Linked DNA regions of Homo sapiens: region 2 is linked to region 1. A link is a loop called in an ENCODE intact Hi-C map of the cell type or tissue named here. Cell type or tissue: Calu3. All regions are shown on one strand. Each heading gives the region's core, and the rest is flanking DNA. Links, peaks and the distances in the headings are about the cores only. Region 1 overlaps UGT1A8 (UDP glucuronosyltransferase family 1 member A8). Region 2 holds the start of UGT1A10 (UDP glucuronosyltransferase family 1 member A10).

Region 1 (15,404 bases), core at 6,858-14,857:
ACAACTTTGAAGGGCTTCAGGCAACTCCCTCTATCTTTTATGCCTCAATTTTCTTTTCCAGTTCCTTTTTTATCAGAGAGAAAGCCTCAAACAGGTCCCAAAGACCCTTACCTCTCTTCTTTACACCTGCTGATTTCTCTGTTAACAATTTGAACAGTTGGCAGTAGCCACTGTGAAAAGGCAAGGGTGAGGGGATGGGGATAACTGAAATGGTTCCAGGGATTCTGGGGCATGAAATAAAAACATAGAATGTCAGGATTCTTTTAATTGGGACATAATATAGTTGTACACATTTGGGGGGTTCATGTGATATTTTGATACACGTATACAATGTGCGATGATCAAATCAGGGTAATTGAGATATCCATCACCTTGAACATTTATTCCTTCCTTATGTTGGGAACATTCCCATTCTTCATTTCTAGCTATTTTGAACTGCAGTATACATTCTTGTTAACCATAGTCACCCTACTGTGCTATCGCACTTTGGACTTACTCATTCTATCTAATGGTGTTTTTGTGCCCATTAACCAACCCTTTTCTTTTCTTTTTTTTTTTTTTGAGACAGAGTCTCACTCTGTCATCAGGCTGGAGTGCAGTGGTGCGATCTCAGCCCACTGCAACCTCCACCTCCTGGGTTCAAGCGATTCTCCTGCCTCAGCCTCCTGAGTAGCTGGGACTATAGGCATGTGCCACCATTCCCAGCTAATTTTTGCATTTTTAGTAGAGGCGGGGTTTCACCACGTTGGCCAGGATGGTCTCAATCTCTTGACCTCGTGGTCCGCCCACCCCAGCCTCCCAAAGTGCTGGGATTACAGGCGTGAGCTACCGCGCCCGGCCTTCTTCTTCTTCTTTTTTTTTTGATCAACGTGCTTTATTGGCCCTTTAGATGTTTTTCTCTTTTCTATCAAAGTTTTTGGAGTATTACAAATTTTATTTCTTTTTTCTTTTTCTTTTTTAAATTTTAACCAACCATTTTCACCCCCCCTTCCCTACTTACCCTTTCCACCTTCTGGTAATTACCAATGAACTCTCTACCTCCATGAGACCCACTTTTTTAGCTCCACATATAAATGAGAACATGTGGTATTTGTCTTTCTGTGCCTAGATTATTTCACCTAACATAATGACTTCCAGTTACATTTATGTTGCTGCACATGACAGGTCTTCATCCTTTTTTATGGCTGAATAATTTTCCATTCTGTATATGTACTATCTGTGAGTGGAAAACAAAACCAACAAAAAACTCAAAGGGTTTTTCCTGTTTTCTCACTCAACAACAAACAACGCAGAAAACTTCAGTGAACAAATGTGTGGGGTTTTTTTTCTCCACACACCAAGCAAGCAGGCAATTCTGCCAGATACCAGCTGGGTGTCCTCTAATTCAGTTCTGAAGATGTCCACCTGAAGATAGCATCAGGTCCCACAGACATGGGGCTCAGTCCCTAATTTACATTTGAAGAATGTAAATTAGTACAGCCACTATGAAGAACAGTATGGAGAGTCTTCAAAACAAAACAAAACAAAAAGAACTAGAACTGCCCCAATATATCCCATTGCTGGGTATATATCCAAAAGAAAAAAATATATATTGAAGAGCTATCTGCACTCCCATGTTTATTATAGCACTATTCACAGTAGCCAAAATATGGAATCAACCTAAGCACACATCAGTGAATGAATGGATAAAGAAAACGTAGGACTGTAATATCGTGAAATATATATTTGGTCTTCATCCTCATTTCCTTATACAGATCTTTCACTTCCTTCCTTAAATTTATTCCTAGGTATTATATATTCTTTGTACGTTTTGTAAATGGGGTTGATTTCCTTTTCAGTTTTTTCTCTGTTGGCATTTATAAATGCTACTGATTTTTGTAAGTTGATCTTGTATACTGCAACTTTACCGAATTTGCTTGTCAGTTCTAACAGCTTTTGGGTGGAATGTTTAAATTTTTCTGAATATATTATGTCATCTGAGAACAAGAATAATTTGACTTCTTCCTTTCCAACTTGGATGCCCTTTCTTTCTTTCTTTCTCTTGCTTAATTGCTTTGGATAGGACTTCCAGTACTATGAAGAATAACAGTGCTGACAGTCAGCATCTTTGTCTTATTCCAGATTTTAGAGGAACAGTTTTCAGTTTTACCCTTTTCAGTATGATGTTAGCTGTGGATTTATCATATATGGATTTTATTGTTTTGAGGTATGTTCCTTCTGTAGCCAGTTTATTGAGAGTGTGTATCATAAAGGGACGTTGAATTTTGTTGAATGTTTTTTCAGCATCTACAACATATGAGTTCTGTCCTAAATTCTGTCAATGTATTCATATCAATATATCAATAAATGCATCAGGATTAATTATCTTTTTAACATATTATTGGATTTGGTTTGCTGGTGTTTCGTTGAGATTTTTGCATCTATGTTCGTCAGAGATATGGGCCCGCAGTTTTCTTTTTTTTTGTTGTGTCCTTGTCTGGTTTTGGTATCAGGGTAACACTGGTCTCACAGGATGAGTTTGGAAGTATTCTCTCCTCTTCATTTTTCTGTAATAGTTTGAGTGGAACTGGTATTAATTCTTTTAAAAATGGTTGGTAGAATTCAGCAGTGAATCCATCTGGTCCTGGGCTTTTCTTTGATGAGAGACTTTTTATTACTGCTTCAATCTTGTTACTTATATTGGTTTGTTGAGGTTTTCTATTTCTTCTTCATTCAATCTTGGTAGATTGTTTGTGTTTGGAAATGTATCCATTTCCTCTAGGTTTTCTAATTTGTTGGCATATAGAGTTCACAATAATCGCTAATGATCCTTTGTATTTCTGTGGTGTCAGTTGCTGTGTTTCCTTTTTCATTTCTGATTTTATCTGAGTGTTTTCTCTTTTTCTTAGTCTAGCTCAAGGTTTGCCAATTTTGTTTATCTTTTTTTTTTTTTAAAAAACTTTTTGTTTCATTGGTCTTTGCATTGTTTATTTAGCCTCAATTTAATTTATTTTTTCCCTGATCTTTATTATTTCTTTCCTTCTACAAAGTTTGAGTTTGGTTTACTTTTGCTTTTTTAGTTCCTTGAGGTGCATTCTTAGGTTGTTTATTCAAAATATTTCTGCTTTTTGGATGTAGGCATTTATTGTTAAAAACTTCTCTCTTAGTTCTGGTTTTGCTATAGCCCATAGATTTTGATACATTGTGTTTCCATTTTCATTCGTTTCAAGTAATTTTTAAATTTTCTTTTTAATTTCAAGAAAATCTAATTAAGAAGTTAGTAAGCAAAAGTTATGCATTTATTTAATGATTTCTTACCATTGATTGAATCAAATCTATTGACTCCTTCTCCTAGAAGTCTAGGGTATTGGAAAAAAGTAAATGAAAGCTATTTATTCTTATTACAAAGAAATATTTGGTGTAAGAAGGAAAAAATATCATTTCTGCACATTGGTACCAATTATCTTATTTTTTCAAAAAGTTGTACTCAGTTATATTGAGAAACTGGGCTCTAATGAATGTACTTTTTGAGCCCTGTGACCCTGTATCTGGTGCTTGACCTTGTTTGTGTCTCAACTGTATTCCCAGCATGTCGTCCTAGAGAACATTCTGTATTATGATATGTAATTATCAACATGCACTTTTAATTATTAGGAATTAAATTAAAGTGATCAAAATAGAATTTCTTTTGTCCAATAATCAAACCATTTCAACACTATGAAAAAAAATGTGTCTTTGGACAGATGGAAATGTCTGGAACCAGATAGAGGTGTCAGTTGCAAAACATGAATGTGCTGAATGCCATGAAATTGTTCACTTTAGCGTGGTGAATTTTATGTGACTTCATCGCAATAAATTATTTAAGAAAAGAAGATATATCACAGATCATAGAAAATGAAGCCCTGATTTATAGCTTAAAAATGCAGTCCTCATTAGGCAAATCACATAATCGGCAATACATAAAGTAAACAGAACACGAGTGGCCAACAAAACTTTAAGAACATGTTTAATTTCAGAAATAATCCAAGAAATTCGGATTAATAAACAGTGGAATTCAATTTTGCCTAACAGGTTAGTAAGCATGCTTTATAGGTAACTATTGGCCCAACTATAAAACAAATACATTTCTAAAAAAAATGTGCAAAGCCTTTTGAAAACCATAGCTTGGTGACCATTTTTTACATAATGCTATGATTCAGAAAGAAAGAGTATCCTTTCTCATGGTAACCTCTGGGCTCCCAGCCTCGCCTTGTGGAAGAGTAAGGCAGGATCACTTCCCTCTTATTCCCATGTTGGTGTGACTTTGCGACTTTGACCAAAGCCTTACCTGCCTCCTCTGCCCAAGGAGGGACGTGGCCGTCTCAGAGGGCTGCTTGGTTTCTGTCCAAGCTGGCCCTTGGGGAAGCCCTTTGGCCACCCAGGTGGTGATTCCTGCTGTAAGAACATGAGAGGCTGAGCCACCAGGCAGTCCCAGATGTCCTGAAACAACTTATCCCAGCCCTGCCCAGGGCCTTCTCTCTAGCCCTGTGCACCTCATCACCTGCCCCAAAACAGTTCTACTTATGTCAGATTCTCATGGGTGCCTTGCAACCTTTCTGTCTGTCTCTCTGATCCTCACTTCTTCTTCAGAATCTCATGCTGTTGCATGAAAAAAAAACAAAAACGAACTTTTGTTTTTAGGCCCCTTTCCTCTTCCTATAGGGGCTTGAATCCAGGCCAGATGCTGGGACACTCTTATGCTGTCCTTTTTGCTATTTTGTTGAGTTTCATCCACCCTAGGGCTAACCTCTTTTCTTATTGGTATGGCTAGATTTCAAATATCTCAATTTTAGAAGAGAATTTAGCTTTGCATTTCATTATTAGAAGGGTCATTGGAGTGTTTTCCTTAGAACAAAGGAGGTCAGAAGTAAATCCTAGTCTCTTCTACTTGTAATACAAAGAACTGTTCAAGCCTTCCGAAGGACAGGGCCATTCACATCATAGAGCCAGGTCATGGCCAGAGCTCTGGCTCTAGGACATCCTTTCTTCCCAGCCTGGTCTATAGAAAGGAATAGAATGCAAGCTCAGGCCTAGAGCCTAGCTAGGCCTGAATACAGGCTGAAACTTTCTCGCTGAGAGGTGATAAAAACAATGAATGTGGTTTTCTTGCAGCATTTTTTACGGAGCGTTTTCCCAGAAAACTAGACCCCAGTTCCTCAGGACTAGTTCTGTTCCCAAGTTTCCTCCTCTCATATTCTGGAGTCATCTAAATAGTAGTTCTCAAATAGAACTAATTTTTCCCCTAGGACAGATATGTCTGAAGACATTTTTGGTGTTGCAATTGGAGAGGCGAAATAGTCAGTAGGATATACGTAGAGGCCAAGGATGCTGTTGAAAGTTGTACAATGTGTGAAAAATACCCGTCCCCCAACTCCCAACAAAGAATTACTCTGGCTCAAAATGTCACGAGTGCTGAAATTGAGAAACTCTGATCTAAATCAATTCCAAGTGAATCCAGTGGTGTCTACCCAGCAAGGCCCCCAGCCTGGAGGTGTGGAGGGCAGCAAGGATCCTGTGCCCACCCTCTGAGCTGTTTGTCTCCCTATAGGGGTCTTTACAAGGAATGCTCATTCAGGCTGAAATCTCAGCCTTTGTTGGCTGAGCTGTGGGTTCATTCTAGGCAACTCAGTAGAACAAAAGCCCCAAAATGCCAAGTCATTCTTAATAGGCACTTTTTAAAATACGTGACTTAGGCCAATGTCTACAATGCCTTTAAAATTCTGCCTCTCTTTCAAAACCCTGTGCTTATCTTTATGGCTGATTATCTGGGGCATTTCCAGGCATGTGGAACATTTTGGCAGCAGTGTTTCTGTTAATAGATAATTATCTAAAGAGTAGCTGAATGCTAGAATGATTCAGCTAAAAAAAGTATTCAACATGAGTACATAAAAGCCTAGAAACTTGACTGTCTAGTAATTTAGATAACTCTAGGAGAATGAGAATAAGGGGTTATAAAAATATAACTTTATTATGATGCAATTTATTATGATACAATTCACTCTTTTTTTGGGGGGGTTCCAGTAAGATTTAATGACTTTAAGTGTTTACATATTTCTACTTTTCAGCACAAATTCGTGATAATATATAAACTACACTTTGAATGTTTTTTTCTTTTTTTAAAAATTTTATTATTATTATACTTTAAGTTTTAGGGTACATGTGCACAACGTACAGGTTTGTTACATATGTATACATGTGCCATGTTGGTGTGCTGCACCCATTAACTCGTCATTTAGCATTAGGTATATCTCCTAATGCTATCCCTCCCTCCTCCCCCCACCCCACAACAGTCCCCGGTGTGTGACGTTCCTCTTCCTGTGTCTGTGTGTGATTGTTCAATTCCCACCTATGAGTGAGAACATGCGGTGTTTGATTTTTTGTCCTTGCGATAGTTTGCTGAGAATGATGGTTTCCAGTTTCATCCATGTCCCTACAAAGGACATGAACTCATAATTTTTTATGGCTGCATAGTATTCCATGGTGTATATGTGCCACATTTTCTTAATCCAGTCTATCATTGAGGGACATTTAGGTTGGTTCCAAGTCTTTGCTATTGTGAATAGTGCCGTTATAAACATACATGTGCATGTGTCTTTATAGCAGCATTATTTATAATCCTTTGGGTATATACCCAGTAATGAGATGGCTGGGTCAAATGGTATTTCTAGTTCTAGATCCTTGAGGAATCGCCACACTGTCTTCCACAATGGTTGAACTAGTTTACAGTCCCACCAACAGTGTAAAAGTTCTTAGAGATCTACAAAGAGACTTAGACTCCCACACAATAATAGTGGGAGACTTTAACACCCCACTGTCAACATTAGACAGATCAACGAGACAGAAAGTTAACAAGGATACCCAGGAATTGAACTCAGCTCTGCACCAAGCGGACCTAATAGACATCTACAGAACTCTCCACCCCAAATCAACAGAATATACATTCTTTTCAGCACCACACCACACCTACTCCAAAATTGACCACATAGTTGGAAGTAAAGCACTCCTCAGCAAACGTAAAAGAACAGAAATTATAGCAAACTGTCTCTCAGACCACAGTGCAATCAAACTAGAACTCAGAATTAAGAAAATCACTCAAAACCGCTCAACTACATGGAAACTGAACAACCTGCTCCTGAATAACTACTGGGTACATAACGAAATGAAGGCAGAAATAAAGGTGTTCTTTGAAATCAACGAGAACAAAGACACAACATACCAGAATCTCTGGGACACATTCAAAGCAGTGTGTAGAGGGAAATTTATAGCACTAAATGCCCACAAGAGAAAGCAGAAAAGATCTAAAATTGACACCCTAACATCACAATTAAAAGAACTAGAAAAGCAAGAGCAAACACATTCAAAAGCTAGTAAAAGGCAAGAAATAACTAAGATCAGAGCAGAACTGAAGGAAATAGAGACACAAAAAAAAACCCTTCAAAAAATTAACAATTCACTAATTTTAATGGTTTTTGGTATAGTCACAGATTTGTACAACCATCACCATAGTCAACCTTAGAACATTTTCAGTCACTCCCAAAGATACCTTATATCTATTATCAGTCACTCTTCTTTCTCTCCTTCCTCCAGCCCCTGGCAGCCATTAATCAACTTTCTGTCCTTATGAATTTGCCTATTTCTATGGATTCCATTCACAAAATACATGAATAGCTTTTTCCCTTTAGCATAAAGAGTTTTGTATATTGATCTTGTACTTCAACATTTCTGAACTTGTTTATTTGTTCTAATAGTTTTTTTTTAGTGGATTTCGTAGGATTTTCTACATTCCAGATCATGTTATCTACAAATAGAGATAGCGTTACTTCTTCCTTTCTAATAAGGATAACATTTATTTCTTTTGCTTATCTAATTGCCCTGGCTTGAACCTCTAGTACCGTGTTGAATAGAAGTGGAAAGAGGAGATTCTTATCTTGTTCCTGATCTTAGGTGGGGAAGTATTCAGTCTTTTAGCAGATTAGGTCTTAACTGGAGATTTTTTGAGTAGATGCCCCCCACATTATGAGATTGAGGAAATTTTCATCTATTCCTAGCTCGTTGAGTATTCTTATCATACCTGAGGTGTTTGGTTTTGTCAAATGCTTTTTCTGTGTCTATTGAAATGAACATGGTTTTCTTTTTGGTCCCCTATTCTAGTGATATGTGTTAATTGATTTGCAGGTGTAAACGAACCTTGTATTCCTAGAATAATCCCACTTGATTGTGTTGTATAATCCTTTTACATGTTACTGAATTTGGTTTGACAGCATTTTATTGAGGACTTTTGCATCATATCCATAAGAGATATTGGAAGTCTTATTTTCTTGCGGAGCCTTGGTCTGTGTTTGCTATCTGAATATTACTGGCCTTGTAGAAGAAACTGGGGAATGTTCTCTTCTATTTTTTGGGAACAGTCTGTCAAGAATTGGTATTCATTCTTTACATATTTGATAGAATTCACTAGTGAAGCTGTCTGGGCCTAGGCTTTTCTTGCAGGAGGTTTTAAAATTACTAATTTAATCTTTTTACCTGTTATGGCTTTATTTAGATTTTGTATTTCTTCTTGATTCAATTTCAGTAGTTTGTTTCTTTCTAGGAATTTGTCAATTTTATCTAAGTTATCTAATTCCTTGGCATAAAATGGCCCAGAGTGTTCCCTTATAATACTTTCTGTTTCTGTAAGGTTGGTAGTAACATTCCCTCTTTCATTTCATATTTTTAGCAATTTTGAGTCTTCTCTCTTTTTTCTTTGTTAATCTAACTTTAGGTTTATCAATTTTGTCTATATTTTCAAATAAACAATTTTGGTTTTGTTTATTTTTCTCTATTGCTTCTCTATTTCTATGTCGTTAATTTCCCCTCTATTCTTTATTATTTTCTGCCTTCTTGCTTTGTGTTTAGTTTAGCTTCCTGGTGGAGTGACACTTATCATTACACAATTTCCCACTTTATTGCTAGTAATATTTTTTGTTTTAAGGTCTATATTATCTTGCTTCATGATACTGTGTCATTAAAAAAGTCTATTTTATCTGATATTAGTATAACCAATCTGCATTTCTTTTGGTTGCTGTTTCATGATATATTTTTTTTCCACCATTTAACTTTGTAAAATTTAAGTTTTAAATATAAACTTTTTTTTGTTTTTAAATCTCAAATGTATCTTCTGCAGACAAGATATTATTAGTCCTTGTTTTTAATGCAGTCTGATAATCTCTGTCTTTTAATTGAGTTGTTTAATCCATTCACATTTAATACTATTATTGATGTAGATGGAATTATGTCTACCATCATTTTTTTCTTTTCTTTTTTTTTTGAGACAAAATCTCATTCTGTTACCCAGACTGGAGTGCAGTGGTGTGATCTTGGCCCACTGCAACCTCCGCCTCCTGGGTTCAAGCAGTTCTCCCACCTCAGCCGCCCGAGCAGCTGGAACTACAGGTGTGCACCAACATGCCTGGCTAATTTTTGTATTTTTTATAGAGACAGAGTTTTGCCATGTTGGTCAGTCTGGTCTCAAACTCCTTACCTCAAGTGATCCACCCGCCTCAGCCTTTCAAAGTACTGGGATTACAGGTGTGAGCCACTGTGCCTGGCCCCATTTTACTTTTTATGCTCTATATCTCTCATGTATTTATTTGTTCCTCTGTTCTGCCTTTATTGCTTTTTTTTTTTTTTTGCATTGAGTGAATATTTTCTAGTGCAACATGTAAAATCCTTTAATGTTTTTCTTTCCACTATTTAAAAAGTTGTGTTCTGAGCGGTTGTTCTAGGGCTTAGCACATCGATTTTAACTTACCAGTATCTACTTCAGATTTATACCAACTTAATTCCAGTTAAATATTGAAATGTCATTCCTATATAGCTCTATTTCCTTTCTCCCCTTTTTATGATATTATTGTTATACGTGGTACATCTATATATGTTACAAACTAAACAATACATGGTGATAATATTACTTTATATAAATACACATGCTTTCAAGAATCAGAGAGAAGAAAGAAGAGCAAGTATGTATTTATAGAGTTTGTTATATTAACCTTTTTGCTTATCATTTTTGGTTCTTTTCCTTTGTTCTTATGGATCTGAGTTACCTTATGGTATCATTTCTTAGCCCAATTTGCCTTTGCTCCCAACTGCCTCCCTTGTGCTATTATTGTCAAATATATTACGCTTCCATATGTTATAGTCCCAACAATATAATTATATATATGTATATTGCTTTTTAGGATTGCTTTTAAAATCAGTTAAGAGAATAGGGCCGGGCACGGTGGCTCACTCCTGTAATCCCAGCACTTTGGAAGGCTGAGGCAGGTGGATCACCTGAGACCAGCCTAGATCAAGACCAGCCTGGCCAACATGGTGAAACCCCATCTCTACTTAAAATACAGAAATTAGCCGGGTATGGTGGCAGGCGCCTGTAATCCCAGCTACTCGGGAGGCTGAGGCAGGAGAATTGCTTGAACCCGGGAGGCGGAGGTTGCAGAGAGCCAAGATCGTGCCATTGCACGCCAGCCTGGGGGACAAGAGCGAGACTTCGTCTGAAAAAAAAAAAAAGAGAGAGAGAGAGAGAATAAAGGGGAAGTATGCATTGGTACTGCCTTTTATAACTACATGATTACTATTATCAGTGCTTTTTTTCTGTATGAATTCAGATTATTCTATGGGGTCACTTGCTTTCAACCTGAAGAACTTCCTTTAGTATTTCTTGTAAGTTGAGTTTTTCAGCAACACATTCTCTCAATTTTTGTCTTATTACATGGGGTTTTGCTTTTATTTTGTTTGTGCCTTTAAAATGATACTCATCAGAGACTTGTCTTCAGAGGTGGCTCATAACTTATCCTTCAGAATTGCACATATTTTTTAGCAGACACACATGAGGCAAATTTAATGATAATAAATACCTTTTTAAGAATCAGGGTGGGGAGATTACCTTCAGCTGTGAAGAGCAGCTGGTGATATTGCTTGTGGCAAGGGATAGAAATGGTTTATGGATCTGGGAAAGGCTCTGAAGAGAGAAGAAACTGAGTTGACAGTTCTAGGAAGTTGAAGGTCTTCTCATAAATTATAGTTGTGAGATAATATTCACAACGACTGGTATAAAAATTCACCAGTATATTGTTATCTTTTAATACCCTGAGCAGGTAGGTCGGTAACAGATCAGCTGCATACTTTGAGTGTCTTAGTGCAAAATGCCCCTTGTTCAAAAATTATTAAGAATTTCAGGCCGAGCACAGTGGCTGGAGCTGAAGTGGGAAGCTGAGGCAGGCAGATCACTTGAGGCCAGGAGTTCAAGACTGCCCTGGCCAAAATAGTGAAACTCCTTCTCTACTAAAAAGACAAAAAATTAGCTGGGTGTGGAGGTGCATGCCTGTGGTTCCGGCTACTCAGGAGGCTGAGGTGTGAGAATCACTTGCACTTGGACCTGGGAGGCAGAGGTTGCAGTGAGCCGAGATCACGCCACTGCATGCCAGCCTGGGTGACAGAGCTAGATTCTGTCTTAAAAAAAAACCAAGAATTTCAGGACACTGACAGCAAAGTATTAAACAAAGCATGAGAACCTTCTAAATGTGGAATGTGGTGTGTCTGCCCAGGCTGCTCCTCCACAAAGCTGGCCCAGGCAGGGGCAAATGTGCAGCTGGGAGAGTGAGAGAACCAGGGCAGCTGGATTGCCCAACCTCAGGGGTGGGGCCCAGTGCCAGGTACTATGTAGATAGTGCCTTTTGGAACTATTCAAGCTGGTGACCCTGAAAAAACATTCTTCCAATTTAGGCCATTGTACAAAAGCAGAGGCCAAGTACATTTACCACTCAAACTTCACGTGGTCTTTCAGCCACAGACTTGGTCAAAGCAAATGACCATTGAGGTTTCACCATAGGCTGGGTACATGAGGGTGTCCAGGCTGGTGTGATGCTGAGGATTTTACAGCGGCTTAGAAACACAGCTTTTTTTCTAGGTGTTTCTCAAACCTTAGGGTAAGAGTGGAGATGGGAGGTGGACCTAAGTATGTGATAAGAAGACTAGAGAAATGAGTGTTTCTACTGTGTCTGTGCCCCATCACTGTAGGTCTGATTTCTACTCCCCACCCCACTCCTTCTTGTCACTGAAAAGTCATGGAATTCTGGAATCTCAGGGTTGACAGTGACTGTGAAGCAGAGTGCCGTACACTGGTATCCATCTCTGGGAGAGAAATACCATGCACCAATTAGGTTGGGTTGCCAATCCCAGGGCAGGACTCTAAACACCTCAGCAGTCTTTACTAAGATTCCTAGACCTGGCACTTCCCAGCTCTGGTTGGAGGCATTTTACAATCCTAGCTGCCAGAGTATGAGTCTGGTGAGATGGAATGCTTGTGCAAGTCAGGCAAAGAAACTTGATTCTTCACAGATAGGCAGTAAGAATCAACAGGAACCTAGGATCCATGGTCAGCCAGCCCCCAAGGTAGAGGAAGCTGCTCAGGTGGACAGAGTCCCATCTGCATGTGCTCCACTTTGCATGGCAGCTGAGGGACCCCCAAAATACTCTGCATTAGGCTTTCTATCCCGGAGGTCACTGCAGTTTATCAGCACCCAGACATCCATCCTGGGTGCCTGCCCTCCGTTCTATTCCCTTTCCATCTTTTCTCTGACTTTTGTGATGATTATTTCTCTTGTGTTTTTCTTCATCAGCATTTATTTTAAGTTCCAGGGCACACATGCAGGATGTGCAGGTTTGTTACATAGCTAAACATGTGCCATGGTGGTTTGCTGCCCAGATCAACCCATCACCTAGGTATTAAGCTCAGCATCCATGAGCTATTCTTTTTGATGTTCTCTCTCCCTCGACTATTTCTTTGCTTTTCTTTACAATTTTGCCACCTAAATTTGCATCTGTAAATAATACAGATGATTTTACCTGTTTCGGTACTTAACATAAATAGAATTTTACTGTTTTTCTTTGTCTTGCCTTTTTTTTTTTTTTGGTTCAACCTTATGTTTGAGAGATTCATGATGTGTGTTTTTACAAGTTGTAGTTTGTGGATTGTCAGTACTGAATATATCCCATTGTATGAATACACCACAATTTTATTTATCCATTCTACTGTTGATGGGCTTTGGGTTGTATCTAGCTTTTCACTACTGTGAACAATGTTACAACGAACATTCTTTTACATTCTGAAACACATGTGAGTGGGTTTTTAGAGTATATACCTAGGGGTGGAGCTGCTGCGTTGGAGGGCGTGCATATCATTAATTTAATAAGATGTAACTATTTTTCAGAGTGGTTGTACATATCCCTGATTGCTAAGGCATTAGTTATGTACATGACTGATTATATTGAGGGTTTTAAAATATACTTATCAGTCATTTGGATTTCCTCTTTTGCCCATTCAAGTCTATTGCCCACTGGGTTGTCTACTCGAATTATGTATGCATTCTGGATACTAGTTCTTTGGCAGTTATAGATATTGCAAATATCTTCCCCCACTCTGCATCTTGCTTTTTACTTTTATTCAAACGAATTAGAATAAACATCTTAGTATATGACTCACTGTGCTCCTGTGTGGGAGTTTCCACAGGGGAGTTGCCGGAAAATGGACTTACTGTGTCGTGCACATTTTAAATGTCATTAGGCATTAACAATTTATTCTTCCCTTAGCAATGTATAAGTGTACACTTTCCTTCATATCCTTGCCACATGTATTATCATCAAATGCTTTCAGTTTTTGACAATCCAATAGGTAAAAAATATCTCAAGGTTATTTGAATTTTCATTTCCCTTATTAATTCTTCATTTAAACGTCTTTTGTGTGTGTGTGTTTACTTTCATCAAGTTGTTTCACCAGTGAAGATAAGAACTGGTATTTACCTTCTGCATTTAATAGAATTGATGCAACTGGCTGAGCGTGGTGGCTCATGCTTATAATCCCAGCACTTTGCGGGGCCGAAGCAGGAGGATAGCTTGAGCCCAGGAGTTTGAGACCAGCCTAGGCAGCATAGTGAGATTCCTTCACTACAGAAAGTAAAAACCTAGCTGGACATGGTAGCGTGTGCCTGTAGACCTAACTACTCGGAAGGCTGAGGTGGGAGGATTATTTGAGCCCAGGAGTTCAAGGTTCCAGTGAGCTATGTTTGCATCATTGCACCTCAGCCTGGGCAACAGAGCAAGACCCTGACCAACTCCCCACCCCCCCCCAAATCAATGCAACCTGTGATCACTTTATTTGGGCAACTTCCCCAAATTCTTGACTCAGTGAATTTGTTGCAGGGCTTTTCTTTTTTAATCTCTTTTATTGGTTCACATACTAGAACAATCTCAGGGGCTATCTGGTTAGGTATTGCTTGCTACAGAGCCAAACTATGTCACCAGAACCCATTTATATGTTTCCATTTCTTGTCTCTGTTTCCTCGGCCGTGGCATCCTTCTCAGTGTCATAATACCCAAGCAGCAGGGGCTTCAGCCTGAGTTCTTTTCCCAGGATTCCTAGTTAAAGTTCTTCTGCCTCATTGGCTCTAATGAAGTCACATGCCCATCTCTGAACTAATCATGGTGGCCAAGGGGATGAGACGTGCTGATTGGTTGAGGCCTAGGTCACATGTTCTATCCTGAGCTGGGAGTGGATCCTCACCAGAAGTACATTTGAGAGTTTGGGGGAGGGGTGGCCGCTGGGATGAGATAGGAAATAACTTGTCCACGCTGTGAATTACCCTTCAATTAATGATATTTTCTATTTAGATGTCAGATTTTTTGTTACTAGTTTGTCATATAAACCTATTACTATATAGATTTTTCTGTGTCCTAATCTAAATTTCTTTTAATAATCTATGGGTGAACACTCAATAAGAATGTCCTCCAGAAAGGATGACCTGCCGACTTTTAAAGCAATCATTTTGGGGCTTATAAGTATTTAGTATTTGAAGTCTCTGCCTCTTGCTCTCTTTTAGGAATTCTTTTTCCTACTGTGATATATGTAAGTACTTATAAATTTAAACTTAAAATTCAAAAAATATACCAGGATGTGAAAGAAACATTATTAAATATAGGTGTTTTGCTGTGAGTGTTTCTTGGAATAGGTAGGGCTTTGTATAGTAGGTTTTGGTCTTTTGGTCAGCTTGGGAAAATTTTGTTCTTTTTTAATTGAATGATATGTTTTCAATTGATACTACTAAAATAAACATTATTGGAGTATTATTTACATGCAATAAAGTGCACCGTTTTAATGATACATTTCTGAGTTGTAATGATTTTATTTAGCTGTGCAGCCATCACCACATTCAAGACACGGAGCACTCCATTACCCAGTAACTTCCCTTCTGTCCTATCTCAGTCACCTAATACCTCCCCTCACCTTAGGCAACCCTGGATGGTTTCTGTTGCTGGATAACAGAATTGTCTTTTCTAGAGTTTCATCTGAA
Region 2 (15,404 bases), core at 4,299-12,298, 66 kb before region 1:
TGTGTCCATGTGTTCTCATTGTCCAACTCCTACTTGCAACTCCAACTCCAACATGCAGTGTTTTGTTCTCTGTTCTTGTGTTAGTTTGCTAAGAATGATAGTTTCCAGCTTCATCCATGTCCCTGCAAAAGACATGAATGCATCCTTTTTAATGGCTGCATAGTATTCCATGGTGTATATGTGCCACATTTTCTTTATCCAGGCTATCATTGATGGGCATTTGAGTTGGTTCCAAGTCTTTGCTATTGTGAATAGTGCTGCAATAAAATACATGTGCATGTGCTTTATAATAGAATGATTTATAATCCTTTGGGTATATACCTAGTAATGGGATTGCTGGGTCAAATGGTATTTCTGGTTCTAGATCCTTGATGAATCGCCACACTGTCTTCCACAATGGTTGAACTAATTTACACTCCCACCAACAGCATAAAAGCGTTCCTATTTCTCCACATCCTCTCCAGCATACGTTCTTTCCTGAGTTTTAATGATTGCCATTCTAACTGGCATGAGATGGTATCTCATTGTGGTTTTGATTTGCATTTCTCTAATGACCAGTGATGATCGGCTTTTTTTGATATGCTTGTTGGTTGTATAAATGTCTTCTTTTGTGAAGTGTCTGTTCATATCCTTCGACCGCTTTTTGATGGGGTTTTTTTTTCTTGTAAATTGGTTTAAGTTCCTTGTAGATTCAGGATATTAGCCCTTTGTCAGATGGATAGATTGCAAAATTTTTCTCCCATTCTGTAAGTTGCCTGTTCAGTCTGATGATAGTTTCTTTTGCTGTGCAGAAGCTGTTTAGTTTAATTAGATCCCATTTCTCAATTTTGGCTTTTGGTTGTCATTGCTTTTGGTGTTTTAGTTATGAAGTCTTTGCCCATGCCTATTTCCTGAATGGTATTGCCTAGGTTTTTTTCTAGAGTTTTCATGGTTTTAGGTCTTATGTTTAAGTCTTTAATCCATCTTGAGTTAATTTTTGTATAAGGTGTAAGGAAGGGGTCCAGATTCAGTTTTCTACATATGGCTAGCCAGTTTTCCCAACACCATTTATTACATAGGAAATCCTTGCCCCATTTCTTGTTTTTGTCAGGTTTGTCAAAGGTCAGATGGTTGTAGATGTGTGGCATAATTTCTGAGGCCTCTGTTCAGTTCCATTGGTCTATATATCTGTTTGGGTACAAGTACCATGCTGTTTTTGTTACTGTAGCCTTGTAGTATAATTTGAAGTCAGGTAGCATGATGCCTCCAGCTTTGTTCTTTTTGCTTAGGATTGTCTTGGATATACAGGCTATTTTTTAGCTCCGTATGAACTTTAAAGTAGTTTTTTCCTATTCTGTGAAGAAAGTCAATGGTAGCTTGATGTGGATAGCATTCAATCTATAAATTACCTTCAGCAGTACGGCCATTTTCACAATATTGATTCTTCCTATCCATGAGCATGGAATGATTTTCCATTTGTTTGTGTCCTCTCTTATTTACTTGAGCAGTGGTTTGTAGTTCTCCTTGAAGAGGTCTTTCCCATCCCTTGTAAGTTGTATTCCTAGGTATTTTATTCTTTTTGTAGCAATTGTGAATGGGAGTTTACAATTTGGCTCTCTGTTTTTCCATTATTGGTGTATAGGAATGCTTGTGATTTTTGCATATTGATTTTGTAACCTGAGACTTTTCTGAAGTTGCTTATCAGCTTAAGGAGTTTTTGGACTGAGATGATGGGGTTTTCTAAATATACAATCATGTCATCTGCAAACAGAGACAATTTGACTTTCTCTCTTCCTATTTGAATACCCTGTATTTCTTTCTCTTGCTTGATTGCCCTGGCCAGAACTTCCAATACTATGTTGAATAGGAGTGGTGAGAGAGGGCATCCTTATCTTGTGCCAGTTTTCAAAGGGAATGCTTCCAGCTTTTGCCCATTCAGTATGATATTGGCTGTCGGTTTGTCATAAATAACTTTTATTATTTTGAGATACGTTCCATCAATAACTAGTTCATCAAGAATTTTTGGCATGAAGTGCTGTTGAATTTTATTGATGTAATCATGTGGTTTTTGTCATTGGTTCTGTTTATGTGATGGATTATGTTTATTGATTTGTGTATGTTGGACCAGCCTTGCATCCCAGGGATGAAGCCGACTTGATCATGGTGGATAAGCTTTTTGATGTACTACTGGACTCAGTTTGCCAGTACTTTATTGAGGATATTTGCCATCGATGTTCATCAGAGATATTGGCCTGAAATTTTTTTGGTTGTTGTGTCTCTGCCACATCCTGGTATCAGGATGATGCTGGCCTCATAAAATGAGTTATGGAGGAGTCCCTCTTTTTCTATTGTTTGGAATAGTTTCAGAAGGAATGATACCAGGCCCTCTTTGTACCTCTGGTAGAGTTCGGCTGTGAACTCATCTGGTCCTGGGTGTTTTTGGTGGGTAGGCTATTAATTACTGCCTCAATTTCAAAACCTGTTATTGGTCTATTCAGGAATTCTGCTTCTTCCTGGTTTAGTCTTGGGAGGATATACGTGTCCAGGAATTTATCCATTTCTCCTAGAATGTCTAGTTTATTTGTGTAGAGGTGTTGATAGTATTCTCTGATGGTAGTTTGTATTTCTGTGGGCTCAGTGGTTATCTCCCCTTTATCATTTTTTATTGTGTCTATTGATTCTTCTCTCTTTTCTTCTTTATTAGTCTGGCTAGTGGTCTATCTATTTTGTTAATCTTTTCAAAAAACCAGCTCCTGGATTCATTGATTTTTTGAAGGGTTTTTTGTGTCTCTATCTCCTTCAGTTCTGCTCTGATCTTAGTTTTTTCTTGTCTTCTGCTAGCTTTTGAATTTGTTTGCTCTTGCTTCTCTAGTTCTTTTAATTGTGATGTTATGGTTTTGATTTTAGATCTTTCCTGCTTTCTCCTGTGGGCATTTAGTGCTATAAATTTCCCTCTGAACATAGATTTAGCTGTGTCCCAGAGATTCTGGTAGGTTGTGTCTTTGTTCTCATTGGTTTCAAAGAACTTATTTATTTCTGCCTTAATTTCATTATTTACCCAGTAGTAATGCATGAGCAGGTTGTTCAGTTTCCATGTAGTTGTGCAGTTTTGAGTGAGTTTCTTAATCCCGAGTTCTAATTTGATTGCACTGTGATCTAAGAGACTGTTTGTTATGATTTCTGTTCTTTTGCATTTTCTGAGGAGTGTTTTGCTTCCAATTATGTGGTCAATTTTAGAATAAGTGCAATGTGGTGCTGAGAAGAATATATATTCTGTTGATTTGGGTTGGAGAGTTCTATACATGTGTATTAGGTTTGCTTGGTCCAGAACTGAGTTCAAGTCCTGAATTTCCTTGTGAATTTTCTGTCTCGTTGATCTGTCTAATATTGACAATGGAGTGTTAAAGTCTCCCACTATTATTGTATGGGAGCCTAAGTCTCTTTGTAGGTCTCTAAGAACTTGCTTTATGGGTGCTCCTGTATTGGGCGCATATATATTTAGGATGGTTAGCTCTTCTTGTTACATTGATCCCTTTACCATTATATAATGCCCTTCTTTGTCTTTTTTGATCTCTGTTGATTTAAAGTCTGTTTTTATCAGAGACTAGATTGCAACCCCTGATTTTTTTTGCTTTCCATATGCTTGGTAAATATTCCTCTATCCCTTTATTTTGAGCCTATATGTCTTTACACGTGAAATGGGTCTTCTGAATGCAGCACACTGATGGGTCTTGACTGTTTATCCAATTTGCCAGTCTGTGTCTTTTAATTGGGGCATTTAGCCCATTTACATTTAAGATTAATATTGTTATGTGTGAACTTGATCCTGTCATTATGATGCTAGCTGTTTATTTTGCCTACTAGTTGATGCAGTTTCTTTATAGTGTCAATTGTCCTGACAATTGGGTATGTTTGTGCAGTGGCTGGTACCGGTTTTTTCTTTCCATATTTAGTGCTTCCTTCAGGAGCTCTTGTAAGGCAGGCCTGGTGGTGACAAAATCTCTCAGCATTTGCTTGTCTGTAAAGGATTTTATTTCTCTTTCACTTATGAAGCTTAGTTTGGCTGGATATGAAATTCTGGATTGAAAATTCTTTCCTTTAGGAATGTTGAGTTTTGGTCCCCACTGTCTTCTGGTTTGTTGGGTCTCTAAAGAGAGGTCTGCTGTTAGTCTGATGAACTTCTTTTCGTGTGTAACAGGACCTTTCTCTCTGGCTGCCCTTAACATTTTTCCTTCATTTCAACGTTGGTGAATCTGATGATTATGTGTCTTGGAGTTGCTTTTCTCGAGGAGTATCTTTATGGTGTTCTCTGTGTTTCCTGAATTTGAATGTTGGCCTGTCTTGCTAGGCTGGGGAAGTTCTCCTGAATAATATCCTGAAGAGGGTTTTTGGCATTTTTTAAAAAATTATACTTTAAGAGATCTGGGATACATGTACTGTCGTATACTTTTAAACAATCAAATCTCATGAGAAATCACTCACAATTGGGAGGGCAGTGCCAAGCCATTCATGAGGGATCCATGCCCATGACCCAAACACCTCCCACCATGCTTCATCTCCAACACTGGGGATTATATTTGACCATGATATATGGAGGGGACAAACATACAAACTACGTCAAAGGCAAAGCATGGCTACTGTGAAAGAAGGGTAAAAACACAGAGATGGCATCACCTCTGACTTCCAGGAGTCCTCAGCAGACTGAGGGAGACAAGTACATATTTTCCTGAAAGAGGTCACTGGAGTGATGGTGTGTTTAGAATATAGAAGTAGAGCAGTCACAGAGAGGCAGCCCAGCAGAGTGTTCGCACAAGGACTGGGCCAGCAACTCCCCACTGCATGCAACGTATCTGAGGAAAGTCATTAAAATAGGTGATGGTCACTTTCCATCAAGTCCCTGGTATGGTCCATGGAGGCAGGGTTGTCAATCTCATTTTGGCATTTCAGAGGCCTCTCAGGGTTTGGATATGGAAGAAGACAACCAGCAATGATTATGCATTGCAGAGATGCAGGTGAGCCCCAGTTTCTTGCCAGTTGGGAGGTCAGTGCTAAGAGCCTTGCTGTCTTTCCCTGGAACATGAGATGCCAATTTCTTTCTGGACAGAGAGTATTTGGTTGGCTAAAGTCAAAATCTAAATTTTGCTTTGGGATAAATTCCAAAAATATTAGCATTATTCAAATTTACTTTCACTTTATCTTTCCGAATCTTCAAGGTCCAAAAGCATTGCTGAATAATTCTGTTTCTAAACTCACTTGCAGCGTGCTCTCCCTCCAAGGCGAAGACCATAATCTACTCTTGTCTGGAAATCATACAAGTAGGTATCTCAGCAAATGATACTCGTGTGTTATCGTTCTTATGAGTAAATCATTGGCAGTGAGTGTGATTTTTTTTTTTTTATGAAAGGATAAATACACGCCCTCTATTGGGGTCAGGTTTTGTGCCTGTACTTCTTCCGCCTACTGTATCATAGCAGCTTAGAATCCCAGCTGCTGGCTCGGGCTGCAGTTCTCTCATGGCTCGCGCAGGGTGGACCAGCCCCGTTCCTTTATGTGTGTGTCTACTGCTGACCTGTGGCTTTGCCGAGGCAGGGAAGCTGCTGGTAGTGCCCATGGATGGGAGTCACTGGTTCACCATGCAGTCGGTGGTGGAGAAACTTATCCTCAGGGGGCATGAGGTGGTTGTAGTCATGCCAGAGGTGAGTTGGCAACTGGAAAGATCACTGAATTGCACAGTGAAGACTTACTCAACCTCGTACACTCTGGAAGATCAGAACCGGGAATTCATGGTTTTCGCCCATGCTCAATGGAAAGCACAGGCACAAAGTATATTTTCTCTATTAATGAGTTCATCCAGTGGTTTTCTTGACTTATTTTTTTCGCATTGCAGGAGTTTGTTTAATGACCGAAAATTAGTAGAATACTTAAAGGAGAGTTCTTTTGATGCAGTGTTTCTGGATCCTTTTGATACCTGTGGCTTAATTGTTGCTAAATATTTCTCCCTCCCCTCTGTGGTCTTCACCAGGGGAATATTTTGCCACCATCTTGAAGAAGGTGCACAGTGCCCTGCTCCTCTTTCCTATGTCCCCAATGATCTCTTAGGGTTCTCAGATGCCATGACTTTCAAGGAGAGAGTATGGAACCACATCGTGCACTTGGAGGACCATTTATTTTGCCAGTATCTTTTTAGAAATGCCCTAGAAATAGCCTCTGAAATTCTCCAAACCCCTGTCACGGCATATGATCTCTACAGTCACACATCAATTTGGTTGTTGCGAACGGACTTTGTTTTGGACTATCCCAAACCCGTGATGCCCAACATGATCTTCATTGGTGGTATCAACTGTCATCAGGGAAAGCCATTGCCTATGGTAAGTCACCTCTCCTTTAGCACATTAAGAATAATCTGGCTTTGGAAATTAAAAAAGGATTCCTTACTGAACTGTGATTTGACATTTTCGTTTGTTGCATTTCAAATTTCTTTCCAGTTTAACAAATTATTTTGTGCGAATTCATGTACTCATCAATTATCAAATTTTATAAAACTGCCCTTCTTGAAAGTATATGTAATAATTTAAAAATTATAGATCATATTCAGGCTACATTTTAAAATACGATGTTTAGAAAAGTACCAAAAACCACAGCAAGAAATGAAACTTCCGTTTTTTGTTAATTCTATGTGACCCCGTAGTTGAAATGCTCTTAAGTTTTGTGTACATTCTTTTCATTGAAAAAAAGTATTTTAGGCATATGCAATATCTCATGTAAGTTCCCATACCTATTTAGTAAAAATAAAATCTAGTATTGGGCTGAACATATTCTTCTTTATCTTGCATTTTTCACTTGCCAATAAATTATGGGTACCTTTATAGAGCAATACAGACAGATTTGACAAGTTCTTTTAATAATTGCATAAAATTCTTTACTTTGGATACAATGTAGTTTTTTAACCAATTAATATTGATATATATATAGCCATTTTCCACTCTTTCCTTTTGTGAATAAGGCTGTGTAAACACTCTTCAATACTTTCCTTGCGTGAATATATTTCTATATTCTTGCTTTTATCTTAGTAGACTAGAGTCCTACACGTAGGGTTACAGGGTTTTCCTGAATTGAGAAGACTGGCATCTTTTTGCTATTAAGTCTTCCTGTTCAGGAACATATATGTCTCACTATTTATTCAGATCTTGTTTTATATACATAAATAAAAATTTTCACTATATAAGCATTTTATGTTTGTTTTTAACATTTATTCCTTGGCATTTTATTACTTTAGAAACTATTTTGTACAGGGCAATGTTTCCATTTCTACATTTAACTGATTACTGGTAATTAAAATTTTGGTTTTTGCATATGTATCTTGTATCCAGCCACATCACTAACTTTTCTTATTATTTTGTAGTATGCATTAGATGTACAATATACAATACCATCTGCAAGTAATTCCCTTGTCTGATATTTGTACTGCTTCTTTTGCTTTGCTGGAGCATATACTTCCAAAATATTATTGAGTAATATTGTTAGAGTAGCCAGTTTAAATAGGGATTCGGTTGCTTGTGACTGAAAAATCCTTGAAAAATACCAGAATAAGATTCTTGGCAAACGCATAGTTGCTAAATCCAGATGAAACACCTGGTGTCTCATCTCATTATATTATTTTATTAGGGGTGGAGTACACATTTTTATGTATTGTTCTGGTTTCTTACAAGATTCAGTAGACTTTGTAACACAGTTATATCTGTCATTGGCAGATGGTTGGTGAAAGAGTGACCGTTCAGCCATCTCATAGGAAAGTGAAATAATGCTCTTTCTAAAAAGCAGGAAGACTACAGTTGTAGGCCTTTCAAAATTAGGCATGACTTTCAGCTCATGGCAAGACCAGGCGAGGAGATGCAAGTTGCAGGACTCTAAGAGGTTGGACTTATCAAAGCACTTTTCTCCTCGTTATCCTCCATTAATTACAGTACCAAGCACCACCCATGTGTTGCCTACACCCCACAGCCTTCGGCCGAGTTGAGGATCTGCCACTTCCTGAACCCACGCTGAGTTTATTGTGGCTCACAGGGTCACCTAGAGGCCTTTAAAGATATAAAAACCTATATATGATTTTATATCACCTGTGATAGAGGGATATCTATAAAAAATGAAACATTAAACTATATATGGTTTCATTTATTTTGATTGTAAATATCTTTTATGAGATATGAAATAAATGTGTTTCTATATCTATTAAAGAATATACACATGTATGAAAGTTTTTATAGTTTGCAGAGGGTTATGTATATTAATGTATATTTTTATGATTATACCTGTAAAGGCAGCAGAATTCTCACAGAGGAATTCGATCTCAAAGAGGGCTTTCTGTCAAAGAGCCTTGGATATGGCCCAACCACAAAAGTAAAAGTAAATTGTCATCAAAAGAACGATGAACACTGCATATTGCTCTTTCCTTGTTTCAGATGCCAGGATGTGTCTGGGAAAAGCATGCAGTTGGTTACATCTTGCTGGGAAACAGGATTCAGAGTCTGAGTCTCATCTGTCTGATGAGAAGGAAGCATTACTTGATGATAGAGTATGTGTTTGCACATGTATGTGTTTGTGTATGTGCAGGTGTGTTTGCGTGCAGTGTCCCAGACCCTGCACAGGGGATTTCTTGAAGATCTCCTGTAACAAAATCTCCTTGAGTCTATCCAGGAGAATTACAGCCAGGGATGTAATTAAATACTTTAACAATGATGGCAGATGGCCCCATCTCCAATTTCAACATGGGATTTGGAGGGGACAAACTTTTAAACTATATCAATTGGTATGGTCATTCTTTTACATTTCAGTATTCTAATGTGTGTGTGTTGATTAGTGATGTGTAAATAATTCAGCAGAACATTGAAATAGTTTTAATGAGAAAAAGAGGAAGTCACTCTTAGTCTCTTTGAATTTTTGGTGAGTTCCAACAGAATTGATGACTGGTTTTAGGGGAAAAGAATTCAGGCTTCATCTATACCATCCATGGTAGGTGCAGCTCTGCAGACCTGGGGATAGGATGTGGTTACAGAGCAAGAAAAGATCTGTGCTTTCCCCATTGCTCTAAGATTCTGGCTATAGTCCAAGATCCAAATTCAAAGTTAACTTTTGGTTGACAAGACTAAGGCCTCCCACTAAAATTGTTTACTTCAAGTATTTATTTTCAAAGTTTTCAAACATACAAAATGAAAAGACTATAGTGTAATGTGCACCTGTATATCAATCCTTAGGCTAAATAATTTTCAGTGTTTTGCTGTATTAATTCATCTATCCCCTTATTCTGACCTTTTAAAGAAACTTTTTGGCTGTCATTTTTTTAGTGGAAATTCTTGGCTTGTCATTCCATCATTGAATATTTTATTAAATATAAAAAATAAGTAAAATTTGTTACACGGCCACAATATCGTTATCACACCTAACACAATAATAATACTTTAATATTATCTCATTTCTAGCCCATAATTAATTTACCTCCAATTGCCTCATACAACATCTTTTTATGTTGATCTATGGAACAGAGAATTCAGAAATAAACCCATACATCCTTGGTCAATTGAGTAAGTTCCAAATTTTATGAGGGTGTCAAGACCATTCAAATGGGAGAGAACAGTCTCTTTTTTAGGCTGCAAATGCTGTTCTTCCATAGTCCAACAGTGACCCTCCCCAATTTAGGGGCCAACCCAGGGATCTAGGTCCATGTAACCTCCTGATAGGCCAACAATCTTAGGTAGGGCCAACTCTATACCCTTGGTCAGTAGGAAGCAGTTGGAAGATGAGACCTTCACTCACATGCCAAAGATTTGTCATTGTTGCTATGTCAGGGGGGAAATGTGGAGCCCTAATTAGGGAAAAAGAGCTAGGCTGGCAGGACCAGGGGAAAGCAAAAAAGAAAAAGCAGATGAACTATAAGTCTCCCTTTCTTCATGGTCTAGGACACATAGCCCTCCTGCAAAAATAACATAATCTTCCTGCACCCAGCGATCACCAGACCCTCAGCTGATAGAAAAATGCAAGTTATCTCACTGCAACCTTGGCATTATCAATACTGCATCTAGCTCTCTGCAGCACAAGCACCATCCTATAAAATCCTCAGCAAGCCTTTGTCTCCTTGCAGCCAGCTCTTCTCTTGCTGACTATCTTGCAACATATTTTCCTACTTTCTCTAATAAATCTGCCTTTCTTTACCTACAAGTATCTTGGTAAATTCTTTTTACCTCCCATGCCACACCAGTCTCAGAGAGTTGCCACCCATGACAGTTACCATAAGGCTTGCAAATACTATCTTATAAACCTTATTTTAACCTGATAACAACTTAACACTATTTGCATAAACAAACACACAGCAAGAAGAAAACTAATAGAAACTAGTCTTAACTTTGCTCCCTACTTTTTAACTCTTTGTGATTTTCATTTATATCTTGTTGTACTGCCTATATCTTAAAAAGTTGTTTAGTTATTATTTTTGATTTGTTCATTGTTTAGTCTTTATATGTAGGATAACAGTAGTTTGCACACACAGTTACAATGTTATAATATTCTGTGTATTTCTGTGTACTTACTATTACCAGTGAGTTTTGTACCTTCAGATGATTTCTTCTTGCTCATGAGCTTCCTTTTCTTTCTGATTGAAGTACTCCCTGTAGCATTTCTTGTAGGATCGGTCTGGAATTGATAAAATTCCTCAACTTTTGTCTTGGAAAGTCTTTATTTCTCCTTCCTGTTTGAAGGATATTTTCACCAGATATACTATTCTGGGGTAAAAGGTTTTTTTTTCTTCAGCACTTTAAATATGTCATGCCACTCTCTCCTGGCCTGTAAGGGTTCCACTGAAAAGGCTGCTGCCAGATGTATTGGAACTCCATTGTTTGTTATTTATCTCTTCTCTTGCTGCTTTTAGAATCTTTTCTTTATCCTTGACCTTTGGGAGTTTGATTATTAAATGCCTTGAGGTAGTTTTCTTTGGGTTAAATGTGCTTGGTGTTCTCTAGCCTTCTCATACTTGAATATAGGTATCTTTCTCTAGGTTTGGAAAGTTTTCTGTTATTATCCCTTTGAATAAACTTTCTACTCCTATCTCTTTCTCTACCTCCACTTTATGGGCAATAACTATTAGATTTGCCCCTTTGAGGCTATTTTCTAGATCCTATAAGCATGCTTCATTGTTGTTTATTCTTTTTTCTTTTGTCTCCTCTGACCATGTATTTTCAAATGGCCTGTCTTCAAGCTCAGTAATTATTTCTTGTGTTTGGTCCATTCTGCTATTAAAGGACTTTGATGCATTCTTCATTATGCCGATTGCATTTTTCAGCTCCAGAATTTCTGCTTGATTCTTTCTAATGATTTCAATCTCTTTGTTAAATTTATATGCTGGAATTCTGAATTCCTCCTCTGTGTTATTTGGAATTTCTTTGAGTTTCCTCAACACAGCTATTTTGAATTCTCTGTCTGAAAGGTCGCTTATATCTGTTTCTCCAGCGTTAGTCCCTGGCACCTTATTTAATTCATTTGATGAGGTCATGGTTTTCCTGAATGGCGTTGATGCTAGCAGACATTCTTCAGTGTCTGGGCATTGAAGAGTTAGGTGTTTATTGTAGTCTTCATTGTCTGGGCTTATTTGTAGCCGTCCTTCTTGGAAAGGCTTTCCAGATATTTGAAAGGACTTAGGTGTTGTAATCTAAGCTGTTTCTGCTTTAGGGGGCACCCCAAGCCTAGTAACGCTGTGGTTCTTGCAGACTTGTAGATGTATTGCCTTGATGGTCTTGGACAAGATCCAAGATACTTCTCTGGATTCCAGCACATACTCTTGCTTTCTTCCCTTACTTCCTCCCAAAAATACAGAGTCTCTCTCTCTCTCTCACTCTCTCTCTCTCTCTCTGTCTCTCTCTCTGTTCTGAGCCACCTCAAGCTGGGGGTGGAGTGACACAAGCATCCTTGTGGCCATCACCACTATGACTGTGCTGGATCAGACCTGAAACCAGCACAGCTCTGGGTCTCACCCAAGGCCTGCTGTAACCACCTCCTGGCTACTGCCTATGTTTGCTCAACGCCCTTGGGCTTTACAATCAGCAGGTGATACAGCCAGCCAGACCTGCATCCCTCCCTTCAGAATGGCAAGGTCCCCCAGGCCCTGGGTGGGTCCAGAAGTGCCATCTAGGAGTCAGGGACTAGAGTCAAAAACCTTAGCATTCCACCTGGTATTTTATTGTATTGCAGCTGAGCTGGCACTCAAACCACAAGATGCAGTCCTTCCCATTCTTCCCTCTTATTTGCAAAGACAGAGGAGCCTCACCTTGTAGCCACTGCCACCCCTGGCCATGGACAGTACTGCCAGACTTCTGCTGGTGTTCCCTTAAGGCCCAAGGTCTTAAGTCAACTTGTGGTGAATGCTGCCTGGCCTGAGACTTGCCCTTCAAGGCAGTGGGCTCCCCTCTATCCCAGGGGAGCTCCAGAAATGCTGTCCGAGTCAAGTCCTGGAATCAGGGACCCCAAAAGCCCTCTTGATGCTCTATCCCCCTGCAGCAGTGTTGGTACCTAAGTTATAAGGCAAAGTCCCCTTTACCTTTCCTTGTGCTTTCCTCAAGCAGAATGAGTTTTGCTCCATAGCCATCACAGCTGGGAATGTGCTGAATCTCACCTAGAGCCAGTAAGTCTCAGAGGCTCACCAAGGCCCTTGACGTAGTACGAGGTTTCACTGCTGGTATTCAGGTTCCAAGGTCTCTTCAGTTAGCAGGCGATGAACGCTGGCAGGACTGGGCCCTTTCTTTTAAGGCAGCAGGTTCCCTTCTAGCCCAGGGTGTGTTCAGAAATGTCATCTGGAAGCTAGGGCCTGGCACAGGGGCCTCATGATTCTGACCAGTGCCCTATCCTGCTGTGGCTGAGCTGGTCTCCTAAATGCAAGACAAAGTCCTCCCCACTTTTCCCTCTCCTCTCCTCAAGTAGAAGGAAAGGGTCTCTTTTGGAGCCGCAAGCTGTGCATCCTGGGATTAGGGGAGGAGTGATGTCGGTACTCCCTTGGCTGCTTCAGCTAGTGTTTCAGTATGTCATACTCCCCTTTACCCAGTTCACTGTCTCTGGGCCTAGTACAGCCCTAGAACTCACCTAAGAGTTGCAATCTTTATGGACTAGACTGCCTTTCAAGTTTACTTGAGGCCAAGACCATTTTGGCCCTCGGTGGTGAGGTCTGTGGGCATTCAAGTTCAGACCTCTGAGATCAGCAATTTCCCTCAGCCTAGGGCTGGTTTAAATGCTCCCTCAATGCTGGGCACGGTGGCTCATGCCTGTAATCCCAGCACTTAGGGAGGCTGAGGTGGGTGGATCACTTGAGGCCAGGAGTTTGAGACCAGCCTGGCCAACATGGCGAAACCCAATCTGTACTGAAAATACAAAAATTAGCCAGGTGTGGTGGTGCATGCCGGTAATCCCAGCTACTCAGGAAGCAGAGATTCGCTTGAACCTCGGAGGCAGAGGCTGCAGTGAGCCAAGATCATACCACTGCACTCCAGCCTAGATGACAGAGTGAGACTCCATCTCAAAAAATAAGAATAAATAAATAAATAAATAAATAAACGCTCTCTCAGTGGGTGGGTGTCAGCTGAGTTTGGTCTGGGTTTCCTTTCTGCTCTAACAGAATAGCACTGATTTCAGTGCCTCCCAATTGTCTCCCACCAGGGCTCAGGGATTCTCTTTATGCCACACCGCCACTGTGGGTTCAGGGGGTTGGGTGACATAGGAGATGCAGAACTTTTTTTTTTCTATTTCTTCAGTGTCTCTGAGTTATATAAAATGAAAACCAGGTACTATGAGTGCTCACCTGAGTTTTGGTTCTTATGAAGGTGGTTTTTCCTGTGTAGATAGTTGCTAACTTGGTGTCTTCTCTGTCCAGATTCTTTTCCAGTATTGACAATCCTTTACATAGAAAACTGTGTGTAATGAGTTCTAAAGGTTCTTATGACCCCTGATTGAGAAGCTGAATTAGAGATATTGGGTTTGGGAGCAGGTAGACCACTTTGACACCTTTAGGGTTCTGGGTGGCTAGGGACATTGTCCAATATCAAAAGAACTTTAAAAAACAATCCCTTACTGGCAATGCATTTTCTGCCTTCAGGGACAAAGCATCGATGAAAGCAATCCAGAAAAATTGTTCTTGTTGACTAGGCTTCTTGAGAGACTTATTCACTATCAAGAGAACAGCATGGGAAAGACCTGCCCCCATGATTCAATTTTCCCACCAGGATCCTCCCACAACAGTGGGAATTGTGGGAGTTACAATTCAAGATGAGATTTAGGTGGGGACACAGCCAAACCATATGATTCCACCCTGGTCCCTCCCAAATCTCATGTCCTCACATTTCAAAACCAATCATGCCCTCCCAACAGTCCCGCAAAGTCTCAGCATTAACTCAAAAGTCCACAGTTCAACGTCTCATCTGAGACAAGGCAAGTCCCTTCCACCTATGGGCCTGTAAAATCAAAAGCAAGTTAGTTACTTCCTAGACACAATGAGGGTACAGGTATTGGGTAAATACACCATTCCAACTGGGAAAAATTGGCCAATAAGGGGGCTACAGGCCCCATGCATGTCAGAAATCCGGCAGGGCAGTCAAATCTTAAAGCTCCAAAATGATCTCCTTTGACTCCATGTCTCACATCCAGGTCTTGCTGATGTAAGAGGTGAGTTCCCATGGTCTTAGGCAGCTCCACCCCTGTGGCTTTGCAGGGTACAGCCTCCCTTCCAGCTGCTTTCACAGAGTGGCATTGAGTGTCTGTGGCTTTTCCAGGTGCACAGTGCAAACTATTGGTGGACCTACCATTCTGAGGTGGAGGGATGGTGGCCCTCTTCTCACAGTTCCACTAGGCAGTCCCCCAGTTGTTGCTCTGTTTGGGGGCTTCAACCCCAAATTTCCCTTCTGCACTGTTCTAGCAGAGGTTCTCTGTGAGGGTCCTGCCCCTGCAGCAAACTTCTTTCTGGACATCCAGGCATATCCATACAGCCTCTGAAATCTAGGCAGAGGTTCCCAAACCTCAATTCTTGACTTCTGTGCACCCACAGTCTCAACCCCACATGGAAGCTGCCAAGGCTCGGCACTTGCACCTTCTGAAGCCATGGTGTGAGCTGTACTTTGGCTCCTTTTGGACACAGCTGGAGCAGTTGGGATGCAAGACACCAAGTCCCTAGGCTGCACACAGCAGGGGGCCCTGGGCCTGTCACACAAAACCATTGTTTCCTCCTAGGCCTCCAGGCCTGTGATGGGAGGGACTGCTGTGAAGACCTCTGACATGCCCTGGAGACATTTTCCCCATGGTTTTGGGGATTAACATTCGGCTCCTCATTACTTATGGAAATTTCTGCAGCCGGCTTAAATTTCTCCTCAGAAAATGGGATTTTCTTTTCTATCACATTTTCA

The links. A loop is a pair of places that touch in the nucleus more often than their neighbours do. Peaks named below come from ENCODE experiments on the same cell type or tissue, not always from the same donor. Only the 100,000 strongest peaks of a DNase experiment are listed, where the experiment ranks them.
Region 2: a loop joins it to region 1, with 5 times the contacts of the local background. A loop is called at or near these places in 2 of 110 quality-filtered maps.

What each region holds. Positions count from the first base shown.
Region 1 is chr2:233,694,584-233,709,987 of GRCh38, forward strand. All of the region lies in intron 1 of UGT1A8 (UDP glucuronosyltransferase family 1 member A8), which reads left to right. All of the region lies in intron 1 of UGT1A10 (UDP glucuronosyltransferase family 1 member A10), which reads left to right. The region is part of intron 1 of UGT1A9 (UDP glucuronosyltransferase family 1 member A9); the gene reads left to right. All of the region lies in intron 1 of UGT1A7 (UDP glucuronosyltransferase family 1 member A7), which reads left to right. It also overlaps UGT1A6 and UGT1A. Among named protein-coding and RNA genes, the nearest start is that of UGT1A6, 9.4 kb to the left of the region's middle. In Calu3, for the core only: no CTCF peak of the experiment used is centred there; DNase peaks (open chromatin) are centred at 11,668 and 13,558.
Region 2 is chr2:233,631,031-233,646,434 of GRCh38, forward strand. All of the region lies in intron 1 of UGT1A8 (UDP glucuronosyltransferase family 1 member A8), which reads left to right. UGT1A10 (UDP glucuronosyltransferase family 1 member A10) reads left to right here and starts at 5,418. Exons shown (of 5, transcript NM_019075.4): 1 at 5,418-6,347. The coding sequence starts at 5,493. It also overlaps UGT1A. In Calu3, for the core only: CTCF peaks have their summits at 7,953 and 11,989; DNase peaks (open chromatin) are centred at 5,511 and 7,991.